3 separate regions of the Homo sapiens genome follow, and all the other regions are linked to region 1. Evidence: chromatin loops called from intact Hi-C (ENCODE). Cell type or tissue: PC-3. All regions are shown on one strand.

Region 1 (8,000 bases):
TTCATAGTGATATACCCGAATCTTGCCAATGAAAAGGCATTTTTTGCCCACATTGGGCATCATCATCTCTTTCTCACAGTTTATACCTTTACAAGAAAATTCCCCTCTACCACATAAGATGCTTTTCAAATGCTATTTCTATTGTTCTGAAAATATTTTTCTCACCCTCTCCCTCATTCTGATATGACTACTCCACTACATTAACGCAGCTTTATGCATAGCTCAAGGTAGGGAGGGTGACAACGCTCTCTGGTTTTTACTTTACCCAAATCATTTCATATGTTTCACATTTATGGAGGTTGGACTCAATCACTCATTCAATGTTTCTAAAGCTCTGCTATGTTCTGGTGCCAGAGCCCATAATTACCATAAAACAGGTTGATTTCAGGCCGAATTGCACTGGAAAATGACATTTTGAATTTTTATTGGCACTTTGAAGAGAACATATTCTTCTCTAGTTATTGTACTTTTAACAGAAATGGTCTTTCCATATGGACTATAAGAAAAAATATCTAAAATTTAAGATTCGTTCCCTTCTCTTATAATTTTTATTAGCATTTTAAGCAAGTTCAGTGCCCATCAGACCTAGTTCTAGTTATTTTTATTGATGCCATATAGACAATTCATAATCAAAACCATCAGCAAAACTGCTATGTCTCCTCTGCTTCTGCCAGAAAATTGGCAGAAAATCCTAATTTAAAGCTCACAGGAAAAACCCAGAGGAAGCATGCAGAAATCCTTTACGCTATATTTCCCAGCAATAGAATATTTTCCTACCTTTGAAAACTCAATTAAATTTTACTTCACCAAAAGTGTGAAAACCAGGTGGAACCTAAGAATATCATCCTCAGTCTGGTTATCCTTATAAAAATAACACTGTGGATATTTTACAACAAATAGTATTAATCCCTTCTGACTGTCCTAGCAAAATGTTACATCAGAAACCATGAATATGAAATACTGATTTTCCCTTTAAGCATGAAAAAAGAAAGTTGACTAGTGCACAAATCTTTCTGCTCTGTGTACTTCATCAAGAAAATTGTTATTTTGTCTCCCAATATGGTATGGTTGCCCTTATGTTACAAACTCTCCTGGGTGGCTGTTCCTATAAGAGAGGCTTAAGTAAGTTCAGCCACACAATTTTCAAAAGAATACCCCTCAAGTGACCACTTAAGCCCCTAGCTTCCCCTAGGCTTCATCCAGCCTGTGAGCACATCTGAGGTTGACTTTACGTTTCTCCAGAGAAGCCCAGTTACTGTTTCTTTGTGGGCTTAGAAAGAAAAGCAGTTGGTTTCATTTTTCTTTTACTTGTGTTAGATTAATATTATTCTAACTAGGCCATTCTCTCAAGAGGCTTGAGTTGAAGAAAAGTAAAATATGAAGGCTCCCGGCAGCAGCACCGACTTTTGTAAACTTGAGACATATCTCAGTTTTGCTTGGTTCTGTCAGGGCCAAAGCTTCTTCTACACCTTGTTTTACTACCATGTCAGATTGGTACAAATAGAAACACAAAGCAATTCAAAACACTAAGCGGAGTTCAGAATTATTTCAGCAGGCTGGTTAGAAAACTGCGTTGCAGGGAGTCTTCAGGGTTTCTCCGAATGTCTGGTGAAGTCAATTCTCCAAATTCACTTAGAGGGTTAATGGCCCCACCAGGTCTAGAAGCCAGTTCTCCCATCTCCCTATACCATGTCCACATTATGCTACAATCCTTAGGTGTTAAGTTTCACAAACCAAAGCCAATATCCTGCTGCCATCAGATGTGGGGCTGGATTCACATGAAAGAATAGGCTTAGCGGTGTAAGTTTAGAGATACACAGGTGAAAATTGCAGCCACTGACTTTCCCAGGAGAAAAAAAAATCTGAAGAGAGTGCATTTAATATGAAAAGTATAAGATTAAAGATTGTAGTACCAATAATTTGTGAGTAAATTTGAAGGCCCAAGATGCATGGTGATTTGAAATTTTGCCAAGACCGAAAGATTAACTGTCCTGTAAGCCAAGCCTCAAGCCTTACATGCATAGCTCAGCACAGATTTTTTGCTGTCTGTTCCTTAGCTGCACATAGTAATGCTCATAGAGTGATATTTTTAAAAAAGTTTATAAAGAAAAATGGCCTAGAAGAGAAAGTGGGAATTAGATGCATGAATGAGGAAATAAAGCAAAAGCAAGAATATCTAAAAAGGATGCTCTGTAGATTAAATATTAGGTAAAGTGCATCTCTTGAACTTGAACAGGTCCATAGCATTTGATCAATTAACCAAAAAAAAAAAAAGTATTCTTTGAGTTCTTAACACATACCCGGGCTAAATCTTGGAGAGACAGTTGTCAATACCTAAGACACAGTTTATATCCTCAATGAGGTACAAACGAATATGAAATGAGATGACTATTATAAAAGAAGTAAAAGGTGCCTTACTAAAAGACATCTTAATGTCACTAAGTGGCCTGACATTGTCCTAAAGGTCAGAGAGCACCTACCCGAATGGATGACACTGAAACTAAGACTTGTAATCTACATGGAAATAATTCATTAATTATTTTGGCAAATGTTTCAGTCAGTCCAAAAACTGTATTCTATGGATAAAATAGTATGCTTTTGAGGTCTTAGCAAAGTTAAGTGATCTCAATCTCCTGGAACTATTTAACTCTCAAGAATGTTAATGATATAAGAATCATACTGACTGTTGATGACTGAGAATCACCCCTGTTAAGATGTGGGATGATTAAGAGAAATCTGGCTGGAGAGGTGAGAGGAGGTGAACAATTGCATAAAAAGCCACAAGATGTTAAGAAGGATAAGGAAAAAGAAAGGAGGGTTTTATGAGGGAGCTTCAGAAGAGTGGTGTGAGTGGAGGGGAGGAGGCAGACGTGCCTGCAGTGATTGAAGAGCATTTATGGGGACCAGAAATGGAGGGTGCAAATATCTTCACGCTTGCCAAGTTGTCACAGGTGTCTGCCCTTCCTCACTTCAGGAAATTCCTGCTTCCTACTTCTCTCAAGAAATTGTTTTTAATAGGAGGAAGAGAAGAGGAACACTCTTGTGTACCTTTCCTTGAACATCACCACCAACTGACTCTAAACATTGGCCTATCCTAAACATTTAACATTTTATTTATTCGACATTTACTTCTCACAATCAGATGCTTTTAGATAGACAGCAAGCCAGAGAAAATATTTGTGGCTCTGAATTATTGATAATTAAATGAATAAAATCACTACTAGTCAGGGCTATTCAAAGAAAACTTACTTCTATAGAGCCATGTAAGAACGCTGTCTTCAAAGTCAAGCCCACTCTCCTCTCCCCCTATCTCCACGTGGCCCCATGGCTCGCCAGGCTCCATCGTGTCTGCCATTTACATTCTCTCTGCTGAAAAACACTTCAGGTTCCCTTACCTACATAAAGATGAGCATGCCTGAGCTTGTGCTAAAGAGCCCTCCACAGTACAGTCCCAGGTAGCCAACTTTCCAAAATTACCTTTTAAAAACCTTCCACTTCTGCCCAGTCACCTACTCCCTATTTTTCATGTGTTTTCCTCCTGAATGAAAGCTAATGTTCTTCCTCATATGTTCAGATTTCTCTCGGATGCCTTGGCCTTATGCCCTCCATTTCACCGTAATTGAGAGAATATAAAGTATTTGTTACAGTGCCTGGTAATAGTTGGTACTCAAAACATTTTCTTTCCTTTCCTCCCTCCAGTAGATATTTATTAATGAACTGTGAAATGAGTGATTATCTAGTTTCTATTGCATCCGGTATGTGTCTTGCATGATTACTTTTTGATTGCTTAACCTTCTTCTGATGTCATCTTCCTTTTTTTTCTCTTTTTGATTTTAGATCTAAGTTCCTAGAAGTATAAAGTCTGTTTACTGATGTTGTAAAGCCAGCACCTTGAACTTTTAGTCACCCCATAAATACTTCTGGATCATGATAGCTCATTTTCCTTAAATGAGTCACTATATACAATATATCCAATTAATTGAACTATGAATTTATTATGTATCACAGGATTAGCAGACAAATAAGTCAAAGGATTAAATTTATGCCATCCATATAAAATTGATTCCACAAGAAAATATACTTTTTACCTCTTTTTTAAATCAACGCTATCTTTCAATAACTTTCCTGTTTCATCCTATTTTGTCACAATGAAAATTATATCTGGGCTTCAAAAGAGATCTCAAACTGTTGAAAGTTATCATTTTTTAAATGTAATATTAAATACAATTTGTGGAATGCAAAATAGCTATCTCTTCTCCAGTTTAAGCAAATGCTGTTTTCAACACAATGAAATTATGCCTCCATGTAATATATTCCTCATATATAAAAAATATATTTCTCACATATTGTATATATATTATAATCTCCACCTTTTAACTTTCCAATAAGTTCCATTTCCAACAAACATATGTAACACTGTGGTCTTATTTCTCTAAGTAGCTACATAATAATGACATAAACATTCCTAACCCATGTTTATCATAGAATAGCACCATTTTTCACACTAAAAATAACTGCTAGTAAAGTTGTGCAAAACTCACTGATTGCTTCCAAAACTTTTTGTCAATTTTAAACTGTTTTTAAAACAGTTTAAAACAGTTTTAAAATTTAAAAAAATTTTAAACTGTTTTTAAAACTCTGTTTCATGGCCATAAAGTTTTGAACCAAAGACGTCTCAAAAGAAACTGAAACCATGTGAATCAGAGAAGATGGGAACAAGAATAATGAAAGTTGACTGATGTGAAACCCACAAATCTCTCATAGTTTTAACCAAAAAACCATATAAGATGACTGTGCTTTCCTCTTTTCCAACTCCTCCCTCCCCACTGCTTTCCCGCCATCACACACGCCCCTGCCCATACCTTGTGCTATTTTATATAATTGTTATTAGACTGAAAATTCTTATATTTTTCCCACCTCTTGAGAAAATGAAGAAACACTAGCCACCTGGTCTAATAATTACCAGCTCAAACATTGTCTTTTGTGGACAGCATTCAATTATTATTTATTAATTCTACTAACTTCTACTAAGGAGATGAATCTGTCTTAAGTATTAGGGAACTCTGCTTGTATCCATACATCACTACAAACCAGTTGATTAAAAAAAATTTCAAATACTGAGTCAGCTATTTTGTCTATGTAAGTGAGATGAAAGTGGATTTTAGTTTCAGGGAAAGGTTTTGTTTTGCTTTCTACTCTTTTCTTTTCTATTTCATTGAATTTACCCAGAATTGGGATGCCATGTAGACAACAAGAACTACGCAGCTCCTTTAAGGTCACACAAATAACTGATGGTAGGCAGATAGCAGGACAATCACAAGTACAGGGGTTGGGGAGACTGCTTTACTCATGGCACTGTATAACAGAAAGAAATAAGAACCGAAAATATTATCCTCAAGGAATTTAATTGGGAAGATAGAGGACATAAAACCATGGTAAGTTTAACCCTATTATTTCTTGTCTGCTCAACCTGGGCTAGTCCTATCACCTCTGTGAGCTTTCACATAAACTTTACCTATAGAAGTAATACAGTGGGATTTAATCAACTCTAAGGGTAGCTGAGAGGTAGGACCAGGACTAGGATGCAAAATATTAAGGGGTGCCAGAAAATGCAGTAATCAATAAGAGCTTAATGTGATTTTGTTTCTAACCAATAAACTATGCCCCGGGGGCTAGATGCTTGTTTTTAAACTAAGTTTCATTGGAACCAGGGCCAGGATTAGGGTGAGGTGAATGAGACAGAATTGTTCAAGTGCAGAGTAGGTCTTGTCTTTATTTAAAATTTTGATAAGATGTTCATCGTGGATTTTTTGCATTAATTTTGATTTTTTAAATATTTCATTAAAATTTCATTATTGAGGTATTTGAAACCCCCTTAAATTGGGTCTCCAAGCTGAGTGCCTCACTCAGCTCACTCTAATCTAAGCTCTACGAGGCTCTAAGAAAAACAAAAAATAAGAAACTAGGACATTGTACAAGATATACATAATAAATTATTGAAACTACTAGCCAGCAAGTAGCTTTAATATTTAATAGATATTAAATTTTATTTTAAATATACGAATCTCACAAAAAGCCAAATACTATAAAAACCCAAAGCAGGAAAGCCATCACTGTAGGCAAGTAGAAATTTTCATACAAGAATGACAAATCCACCAGCTAGTTCTTGGGTTTTTGTGTTGGTTTTTGTTCTCTGTTTTTCATTTGTTTGTTTTTTGGTTTTTTGGTGTTTTTTTTGGGGGGGGGGTATTTTTTGTTTATTTATTTATTTATTTATTTTGCCTTCTCATTGGTATGACTGCAGTATGTTTAGTGTGACTGTTCCATTTCATAGACAAATCTTTGAAATACAGACTGGGCCGGGCATGGTGGCTCACGCCTATAATCCTAACACTTTGGGAGGCCAAGCCAGGTGGATTACCTGAGGTCAGGAGTTTGAGACCAGCCTGGCCAACATGATGAAAACCCATTTCTACTAAAAATACAAAAATTAGTCAGGCATAGTGGCGCACACCCGTAGTCCAAGCAAAGGTTGCAGTGAGCCGAGATTATGCCACTGCACTCCAGCCAGGGCAACAGAGTGAGACTCTATCTCAAAAAATAAAAATAAATAAATAAGTAAAATAAAATAAAAGGGGGAAAAAAAGAAAATGCAGATTGGAACCCCTCGGTTCCAAATGTTTATATACTGAGAAGTATAACCTGCTTAGAAAGGTAAATATAGATTCAATATATTCAAGTATATTTTCACCACAATTTCTTGCCCTTCTTAAAAGGTAAATACTTTCTTGACTCCTTGTAAACACCTGATTTCTCTGGTTTTGCCTCTATCTTGAGTTAGCTTTCCCTACTCTGCATAGGTGCTGTTTCACAGGCCATTCCCATAAAACTGGTCCAAAGAAAAGGCAATAAAGTTGTAAAATCTAGGGCCTAACATACAGATGTGTCCAGTTCAAACTGGAAGAGTGGGGAGTTTGTGAGATTTGAGATTCAGAGTTCTTGAGAACACTTTCTTCATTTCCCCTCTACATATGCAAGGCCCCAACTGAAATAACTTTTTACTTATTTAAATCACCTTGGTTATCTTATCAATGATGCCCATAGACGAATGGGCTTTAAAGAAGGATTTGTCTTCAACATCTTCTAAAAGACATGTTTTGTAGCAAAGGGATGCAAAATCCCCACAACTATCCAAAGGCATTTGAAAGTTTGCCTTCAAAACACAGCATTATTATATTATACGTAAGAAATGAGAAAAAGAAGAAAAGGAAGGGAAGATAACACTTTTTTTTTTTTTTTGAGATGGAGTCTTGCTCTGTTGCCAGGCTGGAGTGCAGTGGCACGATCTCGGCTCACTGCAACCTCCGCCTCCTGGGTTCAAGTGCTTCCCCTGCCTCAGCCTCCTGAGTAGCTGGGACTAGAGGCGCACGCCACCATGCCCAGCTAATTTTTTGCATTTTAGTAGAGACGGGGTTTCACCATGTTGGCCAGGATCGTCTCGATCTCTTAACCTCGTGATCCGCCCACATCAGCCTCCCAAAGTGCTGAGATTACAGGCATGAGTCACCATGCCTGGCCAAGATAACACTTTTTTTGCAGAGACTTGGCCTTATCCACACATATACTCACACACACATGCACACCTGGCTTAGATCCTGAGTTCACTTTATTGACAACAAATTAGCACACTGTTTTTCACCATATCCTATAATGCCATGAGTATCTATTTATAAAATCTTAAGGAAAAAAAGCTCCTTTGAGACCAGGGCCTTCACCTTTCATCTTTGTATCTCCAGGACTTGTCACACAGTAGGCTTCATATAATGGAATTAATGAATGAATAACTGAGCATCCTTGGTATCTTAGTAAACAAAGATAGTTGTCTTTCCCCCAAAATCCAAATTTAGCAGCACAAAACTGCTTGCTTGTATAGATCCTCCCAATGGCTGTTTGCTTCTCGTCCTCCCAATACCTAGGGCACATGAGAAAGCTAAAAGCAA
Region 2 (8,000 bases), 310 kb before region 1:
CTAAAGGGACAAAGTACTTAGCAAAAGGAAGAACAAGCACCAGACCCAGAATAGGCGTCTCACAGTGAAACAGCACTGTTAGAGGAAAGAGAAGACAAGGGGCCCATGAAATAATAACAAAAATACAGAAGTTCATGATAGTGCATGCATACACACACACATACACGTTACAACTTTTCTAAACTTAAAAAAATAAGATTCTTTTTAAATTAAAAAGAAATCATGGTGTATCGAAGAGGAAGGAATTACAATGAAACTGAATGATCAGGTAGTTCAAAGGTCTGGTAATATAGAATAAGAAATATAAATAAATGGCAAACATACCAAAAACATATTAGAATTGTAGGACAGATTCAGGAGGGCATGGAGACTATTGATAAATACTCACAACTGGTACAATTGACAGAAAGATAAAGCACAGAAGCCAAAACTGCTTGGGTAAATCAAACAAGTTGTTTCCATCTAAAGTGTTCAGAAAAAAGGCAGAAGAATTCAAATACGCAGCAGCAAGATCAATTACACTCTCCAAGGGAGGTGCAAATATTCTGGCCTCTAAGGTCTACAGAGTTGCAGTTAATAGCCCCCAAGTAAATCACATTCATTGTCCAAGATCATACCTGTCCCCTTTTAAGTCGGCCTTATGTGTACATAAGCCTAGATCATTCCAGGATGGTATCTTGTCTGGAAAACTGCTGGGGAACTCTCACCTAGGCCAAGTGTATGTCATCAGTCTTGAGGTATGCAATGCACAGTATGATTGCTGGGGCACAATAAAGAGCTTGTCATGCATCAGGTGCGAGCTCCACAGCCTAACACAGCTTGATTCAATTACCTTCTTGCTATAGGGCCTATCTTGCAAGGAGAACTAAAATAGGAATATAGGAGTTCCAGAAGAAGGAAAAATGACAGATGTTGGAGAGGAAATCATTGAAAATATAACGTTTTAAAATTCCTTTGAGTAGCCTCTTAAAATAAAAACTTTAGACAAATTAAATTTAAGAATTTACTTGAGCAAAGAACAATTCATGATTCAAGCACTGCTTAGAACCAAGAGAGCTTCAGAGAGCTCCACCAAAGAACATGGGCAGGCAGTATTTATAGACAGACAAAGGAAGTGATGTAAAGAAACAGACTGATTGGTTATAGCTCCGTGTTTGTCTTACTTGGGCATGGTGTGATGAGGCATTTGTCTGATATGGACATGATCTAACCAGCTGGTAGCCTATGATTGGCTGAAGCTCAGCTGCTGTGATTGGCTGGGACTAAACTATTTGTTATAAGAATATATTCAAGTTAGGTTGCAGTTTGTTTGCATACTAGGTTAGGTTGCAAGTCACATTACAAAAGCAGCTTTAGGCCAAATTTAGTTATTTAACAAGAGGGATGACTTGAATTTTCAAATTAGAAAGGCTCACTGAGTTCCAGGAAGGTCTCTGAAAAAAAAGACACATGTTAATATTGCATATATCCTGATAAAACCCTGAATTCCAAGGAAACATCGTAATACGCCTCCAAACATAAAGAAGTGGTTATTTACAAAGGAATACAGAAAATAATATTTCACATTGACCTTATCTGCAATACAGGAAATGAGAAGAGAATTGAACATTTGGCAGCATGAAAAAAAAAAAGATATGTATCAATATCCAAGGATTCAAAAATGTTTTTAAAACAGTATACTCCATTGGAGATAATTGCTAGATAAAGGATTCTAATCAAACAAAAATAATAATAAGTAGAACAGAAACCTCAATAAAGGAGAAAATAAGAGGAGAAATTATTGAGGGCACAGATTTTGAAATTAGGGACGACCCCATTTAACTAATTTGGGGCCACTGGGATATAAACAAATGAAATGTGTTCAACTTTTCTCTTAACTCTTTTTAGAGAAATGTGTTTGCCCTGGGCTTCATCTTTCATTCTGCTAGATGGCTATAAAATGGAAAAATTAGAGAAACTTTGAAAGTCTTATGTTGAGGATAAGAGAGTTGCTTCATAAGCCATGAGCTAATCATATCTGGACTATTACTTGAAAGATAACTAAACTATACTGTTTGATTCTCTGTATTTAATGTCTCCTTGAAACAGCAGCTTAGCTCAACTAATATACTATGCTGAAGCATATAAAATTGCTGATGTTCAATGTGTTAACCTTGGCAAAATGGCAATTTAAATTTCTGTATGTTAAACTTGAAAAGCTCCTGTATCTGTTCTGGTCTCACTGTTTTCTTCAAAGAGACTTTGAATGAGGCCCTACAGCATGAGGCCCTACATTATTCTTTCAATACAGGAGGATTTCTTTGTAAACAAGAAGTGAGTAAACAAAAATAATGGTGGAAAGGAGAAATAACACAGTCGATTATATTCCGTCAGAGGGTATAAGGAGGGTCGGGCTTTGAATATTCAGAGGACTTTGTTTTCTCATATTTGCTTCAAAAATAGGAGAAATTTTTTGCAGGTATCTTTGTGTTGTCTGTTCTTCCTTCTTGTTCTGCTCTTGTGGTTTTTTTCCCCTTTGTATGCTTTGATTATTTTTTCAAGGTGTTGGGGGTTACTTATTTGTAACCAATTTTGAAGCCTAAGGTTAAGGCAGATGCCTCCAAAAAACATTCACGTTTGTTTCTGCCAGGTACCTGGAAACACTACCAATCATTTAAATAATTAAAGAATTGCTGAAAATTAAATCACAGTTTACACTGCATGATAAATACAGATAGTGTTAATTGTTGTTATAAATCCATGAGACAGCTGGCAGTCATTACAACATCTCAGGAAGTTGTTTTTTCCTCTAGCTTGGCTCAGGGTTGAGGCCAATTTCTTTGCACTCTTCTGGGGTGAGACGGATGGGGATAGTTTAATTCCTGTTCACCTTTATCCTGAGGATATAGCTTTTTGCTACTTCAGCTTTCAGGGAAGAGCTGCTACTTGACTCCTCGCCCTGGGCAGACCCTGAGCCTTGACTTCAGAACTTTATGTTCTAGTGGAGACCTCAAAACTGAAGGTCAAGTTTACCGAGTTCAACAAAGGCTTTCAGGATAAAAATGGCTTCAGTAATTGCCTTACTGCTCCAGGTTCCCGCTTTTTGTTAGAAGTTGTCCTGTGAAGCCTTTTAATGTTCCCACTTATTTGGTGCTTTCAATAATTTTTTGAAAACTTTTACCCAGTATTTCTTATTTGTTTCCAATGGGAATGTTGATTCAGATCACCTAATCAGCTATATTACCAGAAATAAAAGTCATCAGTAAATGTAAAATAATTATTTTCAACTATTACATTTGCAAAAGTATTGTGGAAGTTAGAGATGGATGTCTCTGGCACATTGATGTTTACACCACTTCACCTGACCATGCCCCTCATTATTTTATTTATATCATCTGATTCACATGGAGACTCATGAGCCAACTTGAACATGTCCACAAGGTTCAAATAGTATTTTTGAAATTAAAATTCTTGGGTAAGCACTCAATGGCTCTTGATTTCCAGACATTTTATTGGATACTTGAACTCCTCTACTCTACATCAAGACATTTCTTTATTTCATATCAAACCAAACCTCCAAAATTTGTCTCAAATACTTTTTGATTGATGACTGAAATCTTTCAAAGACAGGAATTTGAAAAAACGCACAAAGTAATTATAACAGGAAGAACAATAAAATGAGAACACATCTCAAACTATAAGTACAAAGGAATGTAGATCCTGGTCTCAAAAATATGTAGTACAAAGTTAAAATATTAGTCAAAGATCAGGAATGCAAAACAGTCTTGTTGTTTCTGTGAGTACAATGTGAAAGTTATAGTCTTTGCACAGCCTTTTTCTTTCCTTTTTCATTAGTTCTTACTTTGAGAGAATGTACAAAAGAAATTCTTTGCTCATGATGTCTACTTCATGGACTGTTAAGAGCATTGGCATCACAGAGGCAAAACGTACTATAAAACATTCCTTTGTATTTTACATAGTTCCATGGGAAGGAACTTATGCAAATTATAGTCACAGACAAAACATATCCTGGTGACATCATGATTTCACTGAAAACTTTCCAACACTAAAAAAAAAACATTGTTTTTTTTCCATCATTACCATCCCCACCAGTGGCAACAGGCACATCCAGCTGTTGTTTGTACAGAGAGAAGGCTGTTGAAGCCCCGCCCTATTTTTGCTGGTCTCATCCTTCAGCATATTTTCAGAATGCTAAAATTATTTCCTCATGTTATGACCAAGGCTGGAGTTCTTTGTTCTATAACTTCTTTCTGATTAAGATTTTTCAAGAAGTTATTAAGAATAATAAACAAATAATTCAGAGCAAATATTAAGGAATACACATATCCTTGCTTGCCATCCTGACAAAATACTAATCAGCTGCAAGCTGTTATAAAAATGAATACATAATTAAAATCATAAGCCAAATAAATTAAAGCCAATAAGAATTTCATCATAATAACCTATATCAAATTCAAAACAAGATTTTTAACTGATTTTGGTAGGAAAACCAAAAATGTCACACTTCCTAGCTTCATCATTGTGGTTTTAAGCAGAAATTATTTTGGCCAGGCAGGTTAAATATAGTGAATGCAATTATTATTTTCTTCTTAGAGGAAAATATTGGCACCAGTGCCATCATTATTATAGTGCCTAGTAACAAAATCTTCACCACTTCTGCCAAAAACACTGAAGAAAGGTAATGGAAATGCAGAAAAGTGTTTTCTGAATATATATAGGGCTGGTATTTGGCACTATACCCTCCAGGCACAGAAAGTTTCTGCGATCCCTAAAGCAGGAGACACAAGTGCCTAATATAGTGTTGGGTAATATTGTTTTACCATATATCTTGTCACATGGATAAATCATTCACCCTTAATTTGAATATGTAGGATTATTGGAGAAAAAGATTGCTATGTTATCTCATAGTCATCTTTTTGCATAGTCAAAATCTCTATCTGAAAATAACCATGAGTCTGATGCCAAAATATATTTTTCACTAGACATGTATTATATAGCAATTAATTGGGCTAAAATTCAGAAGGTGAATTTCTATTCCAAGCCTCTTAATTTGCTAATTTCTTTAAATAACCATCACAGTGATAACTTAGTAACAATGTGTTGAAGCTGAGTTAGAAGACTCAGCTTCAGGCGGAAATACTAAAATATAAAATAAATAAAAGCAGGGCTTAATCCCTGGTGTTCCTTTGGGCCTTGGGTCAATTTTCTTAACTTCTATTTGGCTTCTTTTTCTGTAAAATTAGAGAATTAGACTTAATATGGTGGCTTTCCAATTCTTTTGGAGCAACCACCCTTCGAAGTGCCCTGACAGAAATGCTCCAACAGCAGAGCTGCTGTGTTTGAAGGGGAGTGGCTATCAAAGCCCCGCTGTGGGCCCTGCTTCCCTGCAGCAGCTGCTGATGATGCTCCTGAGCACAGTTTGATAAACAATGTGCTAGGCAACGAAAAGACTCTGGACCCATTTATAATTTTACAAGCAGAAAAGAAGTAAGGAAGGGAGGGGGGAGGTAGAGAAATAAAAAAAAAAAAAAAGATGTCAAATTTGTGCTTATCTCAAAGTTTAAAATACTTTCTTAAATTTACTCATTCCAATATTTTGAAACAATGGTTGAAATTTTTTCACTGCCATTTTTTCCAAGTTATTTTCTCATAAAATAGAGCTGGAAAGCTTTTATTTTCTCTGTGCTGTAAGTATTTTCATTATATCTATCCCAGGGAGGCAGTTGTGGTAACACTACTTGGTGCAAGCCAACATCTTTTTCTCCCTCTTTCTTTCTAGCAAAGCTGATTTTTTTCAGCATGGTTATGTGCCCAGTTCAAACTAATCACTTCCCCAGGTACTTCAGCACGTTGAGATAGTCTCGAGGCAGATTTATGGCCAATCAGATGAAAGCAGAAGACTACTAGATGAAGTCTCTGGAAAGCTATTGTTTGCTTAATTTTTGAAAAGATTCATTTTTGTTGTTGTTGTTAATTTGTTGAGTGAATTGTTGGCATAAATCCTTTGCCCTTCATCCTTCCTACTTATTTCTGGATGGACTATGGGCATGATTCCAGAAGCAGAAGAAAATATTTATTTGCATATACAACATACATACCTACATATTTGCATATACAACATACTCAATGATGAGTAACTTAGAAGGATGGTTAGAATTAGGGGTTTATGTACCTAACCTAGTAGGAAAAAGGAGGGGGGAAAGGCTTCTATGGTTTCTTTAGTTAAGACAAATGGGTTTTTTATATTTTACTGATTTAGATTTGCTTCCTGGCATCACTATTCTTTTTATATACACCATCATTATAACACATACAATATTGCTTTTGAGCCAAAAAAAAAAAAGTTGGAATTTAGCAGCTTTGAAAAACTGGGTAAGAAAATGGAAGAGTTAGGGAAAGAGACAGGGTGTTATCTCTCTCTTATCCACTTGACATTGGCTTCCTTGGAAAGAAAGTATAGATATAGAAAGTCAATAACTGACTCTGTAAAGCAACCATTGGATTTCTGGACAATGCTTTTACAAACTTGGGCAGTGAGTTCCTAGCTAGGAATCATAATCATCTCATAAGACCTATGAAGATCATGTTGGACTGAGGAAACTTCAACCTACCTGAACTCAAAGCTTTAAATTAAATTTAAAAAGAAAGAAGTTAACTTATAGGTGTGAAATAAAGTGAATAAAGTGAAGGACATATAATAATTCTCAAAAGAAAATAATATGAAATAATACAAAATAACTATATGTGTTTTTGGTTGATATACCAATGTAAAGTGTATTGATAAGAAGAAAAAAAACCTTGATATTTTAATGTAAAGTATTAAATACAATGAATTTGGTGATAACAATCAGATCATATTTCTCTAAAATATTTAGAGACTAGAATATTTTTCTGAAAGACTATACTTTTTTTAAATAAACAAATTGGATTGAAAGAGTAGGAAGAAGTACTCTATGTCTAGAAAACATACAATTGAGTGGATATCCACACCATAGAAAACATTTGGGTGATAATTTTTAAAAGTGAAATTTTTATTAGCATATATCCTGTCCAATCAGATTGACAACTATGGATAATGCAGAATTTTCACAGAGACAAGATAATTTAGGAACTTAAATACTGAAACCTCTGCCAAAAGTCTCATTCTGCTCTCAGGAAAGCATGAGATATACTTAATGTTGTTGATGTTTTCAGTATAAAGATACTCAGAAACTCGTGTGATACCAAGTCAACCATAAGAAAATCTGGTGAATTATTTCCAGTTTTTTAATATTACTGATACAGACAGGAGGCAAGGAAACACTAGGTAGAGAGGGCGGTTCCCCAGCAAAGCCCCCACCCTCAAGCCTGGAAACTGTGGCCCTAAATGAGAACAGTTATTCCTGTTTTCGTGCCCAAATGTTGCTTTTTTCATAATCACCCTGGCCCATCACGCCCCTGCATCCTGTACCCTCAGAAACCCCAAAGTCCACTGGCAGAGGAGCAGAGTTGTGCAGTAGAGGAGAGAAGGGAAGAAACATCTGAATGTTGAAGAGGCAGCTGGACTGCTGGAGAGGAGTTTGACTGGGGACAGCTGAACTACAGGGGAGGATAATCTTCCCACTCCATCCCTTTTCCAGCTCCCCACCCTGCTGAGAGCCACCTCCACACTCAATAAAACGTCCACATTCACCATCCTTCAAGTCCATGTCACCTGATTCTTCCCGGATGCCAGACAGGGACCCCAGTACCAAGAGGGATGAGTGTGAAAGACTGTCACCCTGACTCTCCACTGAGCTGGTTAACACTTAGCCATCTGCAGATGGCAACTGCTAAAAGAGCATTAATTGTAACTCATGTCCTCTGCTGTAATCATGGAATATATATATATATTGTAATACATATTCTATATATATACTATATATCACAATATATATTCATACTCTGCTATTTCATGTAATTTGCTACATGTTTTACCTAGTAAATAGAAACAGTGAATAGATGTGTACATAGTAATATGG
Region 3 (8,000 bases), 81 kb before region 1:
GAAATGTGACATAACTTTCATCCCCTCTAAATTATATTGGTTATAACTCTTCCTTGACCCCTGCAGTGCCTGAGACCATCTGAAAGGAAGGAGTCAACCTACTCACCCAGAATGATAAGAAGAACATCACAGTAGTGGAATATTGCAGAAGATACCCAAAATTTCTAATTTTTATTAGTGGCACAGAATTTACACTTCAGCCATTAAATATTTCATACAAATTGAAGGAATTTTTCACTGTGCTTTTGAATGACAATATGCTAGTTTTATAAGTGACTAAAATCAAACAAATTCAAGAAAGAGCAATAATTAAGAACCTTGTTTAATTTACTTGAGAGTTATGAATTTTGCTATTTAAAAAATGTATCTATAAGAGTATAATAATATGGAAAAGGGACATAATGCAAAATTAAGTTTTAAAATGTATGATGTAGGCTGTGGCTCACTCCTATAATCCCAGCATTTTGCGAGGCCAAGATGGTGGATCACCTCAGGTTAGGAGTTCAAGACCAGCCTAGCCAACATGGTGAAATTCCAGCTCCACTAAAAAAAAGTACACAAAATTAGCCAGGTGTGGTGGAGGATGCTTGTAATCCCAGCCACTCGGGAGCCTGAGGCAGGAGAATCACTTGAACCCAAGAGGCGAAGGTTGCAGTGAGCCGAGATCGTGCCACTCCACTCCAGCTTGAGTGACAGAATGAGACTCCATCCCAGAAAAAATAAATAAATAATAAAATGAAATATTATGAAATATTACAACTATTTGAAATATTACAACTACTTTTTGAAAAATTATACATAGAAAAAAATCTCCAAAATAACAATTAAATTTTGGCCAATGGTTTCCTTTAGGTTAAAAAAAAAAAAATTATGGTTGACTCTTTTTTTCCCCTCCATCCCCTTTTCTAATAAGCATGTGTGATTTTTTTTAGCTGAAATATTTATGTGTTATCAAGATGAATCACATCCAAGTTTTATTCATAAAGAAACTTAATCAGTAGAGAGTTTAACAATGCACTTGTCAATTATAAATTTTTTGAAAGCCAGTTCTTATGTTAAATTTATAGAGTTGAGCGTCAACTAAAACAATCATTACCCTTGACAAAATTCTAATCAATGATGAAAACTGTTATGCAAAGTTAAAGAGAAACCTTGTCACCTTTAGTGTTCATAAAATCCTGGGAAAGAAACATAAGGCATATTCAGGTTACTGTCCTAGACTTCAAAAAAGTGGATATTTTAATGTTTTTTTTTTAATTTTAAAACATACATGATTCTACAACCTGGTACCCTGAGAAACAAAGGTGGGTCAAGAGGGTTAGGAGTGGTCAAAATGGCCCTGGTGCCTGAAGGCAGTAAGTTCAAGCTATAATGGGGCCGAACAGTCTGTGGGAAACAAGACCTAACTCAATCTTAGAGGATGACAAAGTAAAATTTTCAAAAAGCTAAACCAAGATTCTCATATAATCATGTGAATTGGTGTCAAAGTCTTATTTAGCTCATTAATGAGGGAACCAGTAAGAGATAAAGCTGGCTCCAAGGTCATTTGAAGAATTGGGAATTCATGGACATCTCTAAAAGATGAATTCAGAATAGGATTATTAGTTAGATACGAAACTGATTAATGTCCCAGAAAGCAATAAAATTATAATATTTGGGTTATCATTTATACTACACAGTTACCATGTAACTTCATGATGTCTAAACTTTAATCAACTAGTAAATAACAAAATTAACACAAGTGCGATCTTCTAAAGAAGTAAATAATCCATGAATGATACAGACAAATAATGCCATTGATATCACCTCTGTTTTGCCTTATTTCTATGTGTTGAAAAGTTTTTCTTAGAAGGGGTAAGAAAGGTTTTCCAAAGAAGATGATGTTTAAGCTAAGATTAGAAGACAAGCAAGCAGTCTAAAAGGGCAGGCAAGAGCATTCCTGGGTGAGGGACGTGCATGTTCACCAAAGGAAAGGAAATGGATTTATAACTAGGAACAATTATAAGGACCCAGAAACTTGTAAAATAGCATTAAGGGCCAGATGCAGTGGCTCACACCTGTAATCCCAACACTGTGGGAAGCCAAGTTGGGAGAATCACTTGAAGCCAGGAGTTTGAGACCAGCCTGGGCAATAAAGCGATACCCCATCTCTATTTTAACAACAAAAAAAATTTTAACTAGCCAAGCACCATGCTGGGTGCCTGCAGTCCCAGCTACTACAGAGGCTGAGCTGACAGGGTCCTTGGAGCCCAAGAGTTCGAGAGTGCAGTGAGCTAGGATTGCACCACTACACTCCAGCCTGGGTGGCAGAGCAAGCCCCTGACTGTTTAAAAAAAAAAAAAAAAGTGTAAAGGCAGCTAATTAAAGTCTGATTTTCTTTCCAGCAGTCTTGTTCCTTCCAGTTCATTCTTCAGACTCCAGCCAGTGTGATCTTTCTAAAGAGCTCATTGAAAATCTGATCCTTTCAGCCATCAGCCTACAATACTCCACTGTCTTCCCTTTGCCTACTGAAGAGCCATACTCCTTAGATTGGCTCTCCATTCAGACCCTTCCTAACCTGCCTTGCTAACTTCCTGTGATGCAGCCTTTCTAAGTCATTTACAGTTTCCAGCCACTGTCCTGCACTCCTTTCTACTCCTTGACTGACTTTCTCACTGTCTGCCTAAATCAGTAATTCGCAGCCCTGGTTGCACATCAAAATGACTTGAAAACTATGAAAAATTACGGCTGCCCAGCTCCCAGCTGCAGATCAATTAAATCAGAATTTCTGAATGAAGATGGATTTCTAGCTTCAATGTATTAAAGCTGCACAGGTTATTTTAATGTGCAGCCAAAGTTAAAACGTAATGATATCAAAGGACAAAGTAGAAAAGGCACTGGCTTATTCCAATTCCTTCTTCTCAAAGCTCTCCTTAAACATCATACTCTCCATGAAGCTCTCCCCGAATTCCTACTCCCACTTCCGCACATTAGCCATTTCATTCTCGGTCCTCCTGAAGCACTTGGGACATATCTCCGCTGTATTATATCAGATTTTCACCGTGAGACTAATAGTTTAATGATAAGTGATAAAATTCCTCAAACACAATCCTTAAACAAACAGTTTAATCAAATGACTACATCAGAATTCTGAAACCAAAACAGAGCACTTTAAAACCACCAATACTGTCTTTTTAGCTTTTTGATAAAAAAAAAAAACACATTGAAAGAAAAGTTTCTATATCATATGTGTACAGCTTGCTGAATTTTTCGAAACTAAACACAACCTGTAAAGTAGCCCTCAAACCTCCCCAGTATCACAAAAATCTCTACCACTCCTGCACTCTCTTCCCCATGACTGTTCATCCTAAGGTACTATGAGCCTGACTTCTAACATGGTAGATTGATTTTACCTTTTTCCTACTTTATAAAAGGAACTATCCAGTATGTAGTCTTCTGTAGGTTTCTTCATTCAGCATTATGAGACTCACTTACATTGCTGCATGTATTGTAGACCATTCACTGTTATTGTTATATACTAACCCATTTTTTGAAGACGGTACAATTTACTTATCCATTCTACTGTTGATGAATACTGCTTATTTTCCAATTTTTTGGCTATTATCAATGGACTGCAGTGATATCCTAGCACATATCTTTTGCTCATATGAATGAATTTTTGCTGGGTATATACCTAAGAGGAGAATTACCTAGTTATAGGATATGCATATGCTCCCCTTTAGTAGATACTGCTAAACCAGTTTGTAACAAATTTTCCCTTTGATCTGTCCTGTATAAGAGGGCCAGTTCCCTCACCAATACTTGATAGTTTCCATCATTTTTATGTAGCCATGTTGGTGGTATCCCACTGTGGTTTTAGTTTACAGAATTGTTTAAGTTTAATACAATTGAGCACCTTTTCATATGTTTATTATACACTTGATTGTCTCTTTTGTGAAGTTTTTGCCCACTCTCCTATTGGGCTGTTGTTGATTTTTCTTAATAATTGTGAAATTTGCTAACATATTATGGAGATAAGTCCTTTGTTAGATATGTGTACTGCAAGTACTTTTTCCACTCTATAATTCAGTCTTTTGAGAAACAGAAGGTCCTGCTTTTATTTACTCTATTGTATCACTATTTTCTTGCATGTGAGGGTATTTGATTCCTATTTTAACAAGTTTGCCTACTCCGAAGTCAGAAAGATGTTCATCTATGTTTATTCTAAATGTTTTATAATTTTGTCTTTCACATTTAGATCTACAGTCCATCTGGAATTGACTTTTGTGTACATGATATGTTTTTTGCCATGTGGCTATCTGATAAATGCAGCACTATTTACTAAACAGATAATCCTTTCCCCTCTATACTTCTATCATAAGCCATTTGAACATATATGTGTAGGTGTGTCTCTGGACTTCCTATCTTGTTCCAATGGTCAGTTTGTCCACTCTTATGCCAATGTCATATTCTCTCAATTACTTACTATATCTTTAAAATAAATCTTGACATTAGGTAGCTTTATTCTGCTTCAAGTTTGTCCTGGTTATTCTTAGCCCTTTGTCTTTTCACGTAAATTTTAGAATCAGCTTATCAAATTTAACTTCCTTTAAAAATCTGCTGGAATTATTATTTTTATTCCATTGACTTTATCAATTAATTTAGAAAGAATTGAGATATTAGCAGTATTGAATCTTCCAATCCATGAACACAGTATTTACTTAGGTCTTCTTTAATTGTTCTCAATAATATTTTAAAGTTTTAGATGTAATGATATTGTATATCTTTTATCATACTTGTTTCCAGTTTTTTATGTTTCCTACTATCACAGTAAATGATATTTCTATCTAAGGTCCCCAAGAGCATCTTTCGGTTTGATGATTTGCTAGGTGGACCCAAAGGACCCAGCATATGGTTATATTCATGAATATGATTTAGAGCTACAAACAGATGCAAAGCAATATCAACAAAAGGAAAGGGAGCATTGGGTGAAGTCTAGATTACACCAAGTACACGCTTCAAAAAGTTCTCTCCCAGGAGAATCTCACAGGATAAGCTTAATTCCCCCAGCAATAAATTGTGAGGTACAGAATGTTGTCTACCAGGAAAACTCACTGGAGATTCTGTGCCCAACATACCAAAATTCCAGACTCCCAGAGGGAAACAGATGTTCAAAATATACCACATTGTTTGCACACAGTATAGATACAGTGAAAAACTCTTATCAGCTGGGGTCATGAGAACCCTGTAGAAATCCAAGTTCCCATATGCCAGCTAAGGGCCAACCTTGCAAGTAGGCCATTTTGGAGATAAGCATTCACAGGTGCTCTAAATTAACTATATTCTGAACAGTATATTTTACAATTTTTATTAACTATTCATTTTTTACTGGCATATATTAATACAATGGACTTTTATACATTGATACTATATCCAGTGAACTTGTTAAATTCACTTATAATAGTGTACATGCAGATTCTTTTAGATTTTCTAAGTATACATCATGTAGCCATTGACTTTCTTTCAATATAAATTTGTGAACTCTTTCCCCATATTGAAACAGAAGAATGTAATGATTTCATTAAGCTACAATTTTCTATCCATTATCATGTAAACATGGTGTGAAATATAGTTTAAAAAAAAAGAGTTGAATATTTCCTTCCTCTTCCAAACTTACAAAACCAAAAAGATAGAGAGCTTCAGACATTCACAAATTTTAAAAAAGCAAAAAGGTCTACTTATAGTCTTTGGAATACACACCATTTAGCTTTATGAATCAGAGACATTATGGAGAACAATTCTTTAGGTATCAATATATGATATTTTTAATTTGGTTTGCAATTGGAGATAAAGTTATCTTCTCCTAACACAGGTTATGGAGCTCTGCTCTAGGCAAGTATGGAATGGTAAGCCATTATTTTCCTATATCCTTTTATTAACCTTTACAATCATTTTATTCTTTCTTTGTAACTTTTTCTTTACAAGAAGGGTAGGCTTTATTAACATTTACTAATTCAGACTATCTTATGCAAGTGACATAAACCTCCATAGTTTCAGCAAAAAGAAAATTTTATCATAAAAAAAATGTTTTGTAGAACCTATGAATAAAATGGAGTCTGTGGCTTAAGAACAACCAAAACCCTCGTAACTCTCTAGCCAACCCCATTGCCTATGTATATAATTTTGCTTTCTTCTCTCTCACACTGCAAAGTGCTTTCTCTAGCTCTCTGGTCATATCACTAAAAATCTGACCTCAAAAAACTGTTGAGCTCTAGTATTTTAGAGCATCAGACATTATAAGGATACTCATTTCCTTGGTCTCCCAAATCAGAAAAGATTACAAACAGTATATACCATGTCTAACGGAGTTTATCCTTTGATAGGTAGCTATAATGATGATGATGATGGTGATGACGATGATGATGACAGTGGTTAGATTGGAAACTTGCAGCTTTATGTAATAATTTACAAATCCCAAGGGCCAAATTTAATTGCCGGCACTCTGATCACAAGTACCAGAACCAGGTCCCATCTCCTCACTACTCTAAGCACTGATGGGAGAAGACGGTCCTTTACATGATCAGACTGGACCCCACTGGTTTAAGAACCAAGCATGGCCAATCCTAGATGTGATAGACATCAGGATCCACACCTTGCTGGGCATGGACAAAGACCAAAAAACTTCCTTGCAGTTCTGTCTCAGCAGAACCTTCACTGTCTAACCTTTTTCTGACGTCTAGTCATTGCCATTTCCTAGCCTACATCTGTTGATTTCGTTAGTGATGCTATAAGAGGACCTTTCTATGATTTTTCCTACTTCAGCTAAGCCCACTTCAGGAGCCCACAGACATAGGAGCCACACTGAGAAACCTATTCTCTTTTTACATACTTTGTGGTAGTCATCAGCAGATTACTTTTTCTCCCAAGTCCTCCCATTTCTGATATTAAATTTCTGAGGCCTGTACCCTTTCTCCAGTTACTTTTTTTTTTTTTTTTTTTTTTTTTTTGAGGCAGAGTCTCACTCTGTCGCCAGGCTGGAGTCTAGTGGCAGAATCTCAGCTCACTGCAACCTCCACCTCTCAGGTTGAAGCGATTCTCCTGCCTCAGCTTCCCAAATACTTGGGACTACAGGCATGCACCACCACACCCAGCTAATTTTTGTATTTTTAGTAGAGACGGGGTTTCACCATGTTGGCCAGCATGGTCTCGATCTCTTGACCTCGTGATCCGCCCACCTCAGCCTCCCAAAGTGCTGGGATTACTGGTGTGAGCCATCATGCCCGGCCTCAAATTACCTAAGTCTCAAGCCTGCAGCCATCTATCCACGTCTGCTGGACTACAGGCTGCTGCCTACATAAGGCCAACCCAGTCTCTACAGTGCTTTTTACAATAACCCACCATGAATTGCAGATGGAGCCCCAGCTCCTTCCATTGAGAGCAATGAGATGAGGAGAGGAAGAGGGCAATCTCTCAACAAGTCAAACATTACAGAGCTTTGAGAACGTTAAGAAGTCCAGCCTGCACTAGCACATTGTAATTTATTTTTTGCCTCATTCTGCCTACCTCAGACCTTCAACTCCTCACTTTTCACATATCTGGAGGCTAATCCCATGTGAGAAACACTTAGGAAAACAAGTGTGACAACTCTGCCTGAGTCCCAGAAAGAAAGCTCTCTCTGAAGGGGCCCTTCGGTTGTTTTCCCAGGTGACATGTTTAAGACTTGATCCCTGTTGTCTGAATTCCTTTCTCACCACACCCAAGGTCATTTTAATGAAAATTCCAAAGTCCAAGCCAAGAGGATAGAGTTGCTCTTAATCCTTCAGCAGTGCCGTCATTTGATCCCTAGACCCGCTGGGGTGATTATTGTGTGTCTGCAGAGCAGGGCTAAGCAGGCAGGAGGAGGAAGTGGCTGCCCCTGCAGGAGGCCTGTTTCTGGCCCTTGTTTCTGTGCTGGTGCTGCTGCTACCTCCCAATCCCTCCCACCACCCTTTCTCCCTAACATCTCAAGATAATGCTGATGC

Evidence for each region. Peaks named below come from ENCODE experiments on the same cell type or tissue, not always from the same donor. Only the 100,000 strongest peaks of a DNase experiment are listed, where the experiment ranks them.
Region 2: it touches region 1 in a loop (2.9-fold over the local background); 3 of 110 quality-filtered maps call a loop at or near these places.
Region 3: it touches region 1 in a loop (2.5-fold over the local background); 4 of 110 quality-filtered maps call a loop at or near these places.

The regions. Positions count from the first base shown.
Region 1 is chr4:123,668,956-123,676,955 of GRCh38, reverse strand. The region is part of intron 3 of LINC01091 (long intergenic non-protein coding RNA 1091); the gene reads right to left. Among named protein-coding and RNA genes, the nearest start is that of LINC01091, 23 kb to the right of the region's middle. In PC-3, no CTCF peak of the experiment used is centred here; a DNase peak (open chromatin) is centred at 3,885; H3K4me3 peaks cover 559 bases; H3K27ac peaks cover 1,292 bases.
Region 2 is chr4:123,982,469-123,990,468 of GRCh38, reverse strand. No RefSeq gene overlaps it. Among named protein-coding and RNA genes, the nearest start is that of LINC01091, 340 kb to the right of the region's middle. In PC-3, no CTCF peak of the experiment used is centred here; a DNase peak (open chromatin) is centred at 3,798; H3K4me3 peaks cover 652 bases; H3K27ac peaks cover 889 bases.
Region 3 is chr4:123,750,034-123,758,033 of GRCh38, reverse strand. The region is part of intron 3 of LINC01091 (long intergenic non-protein coding RNA 1091); the gene reads right to left. Among named protein-coding and RNA genes, the nearest start is that of LINC01091, 100 kb to the right of the region's middle. RefSeq lists enhancers at 7,251-7,834, 7,835-8,000. In PC-3, no CTCF peak of the experiment used is centred here; no DNase peak of the experiment used is centred here.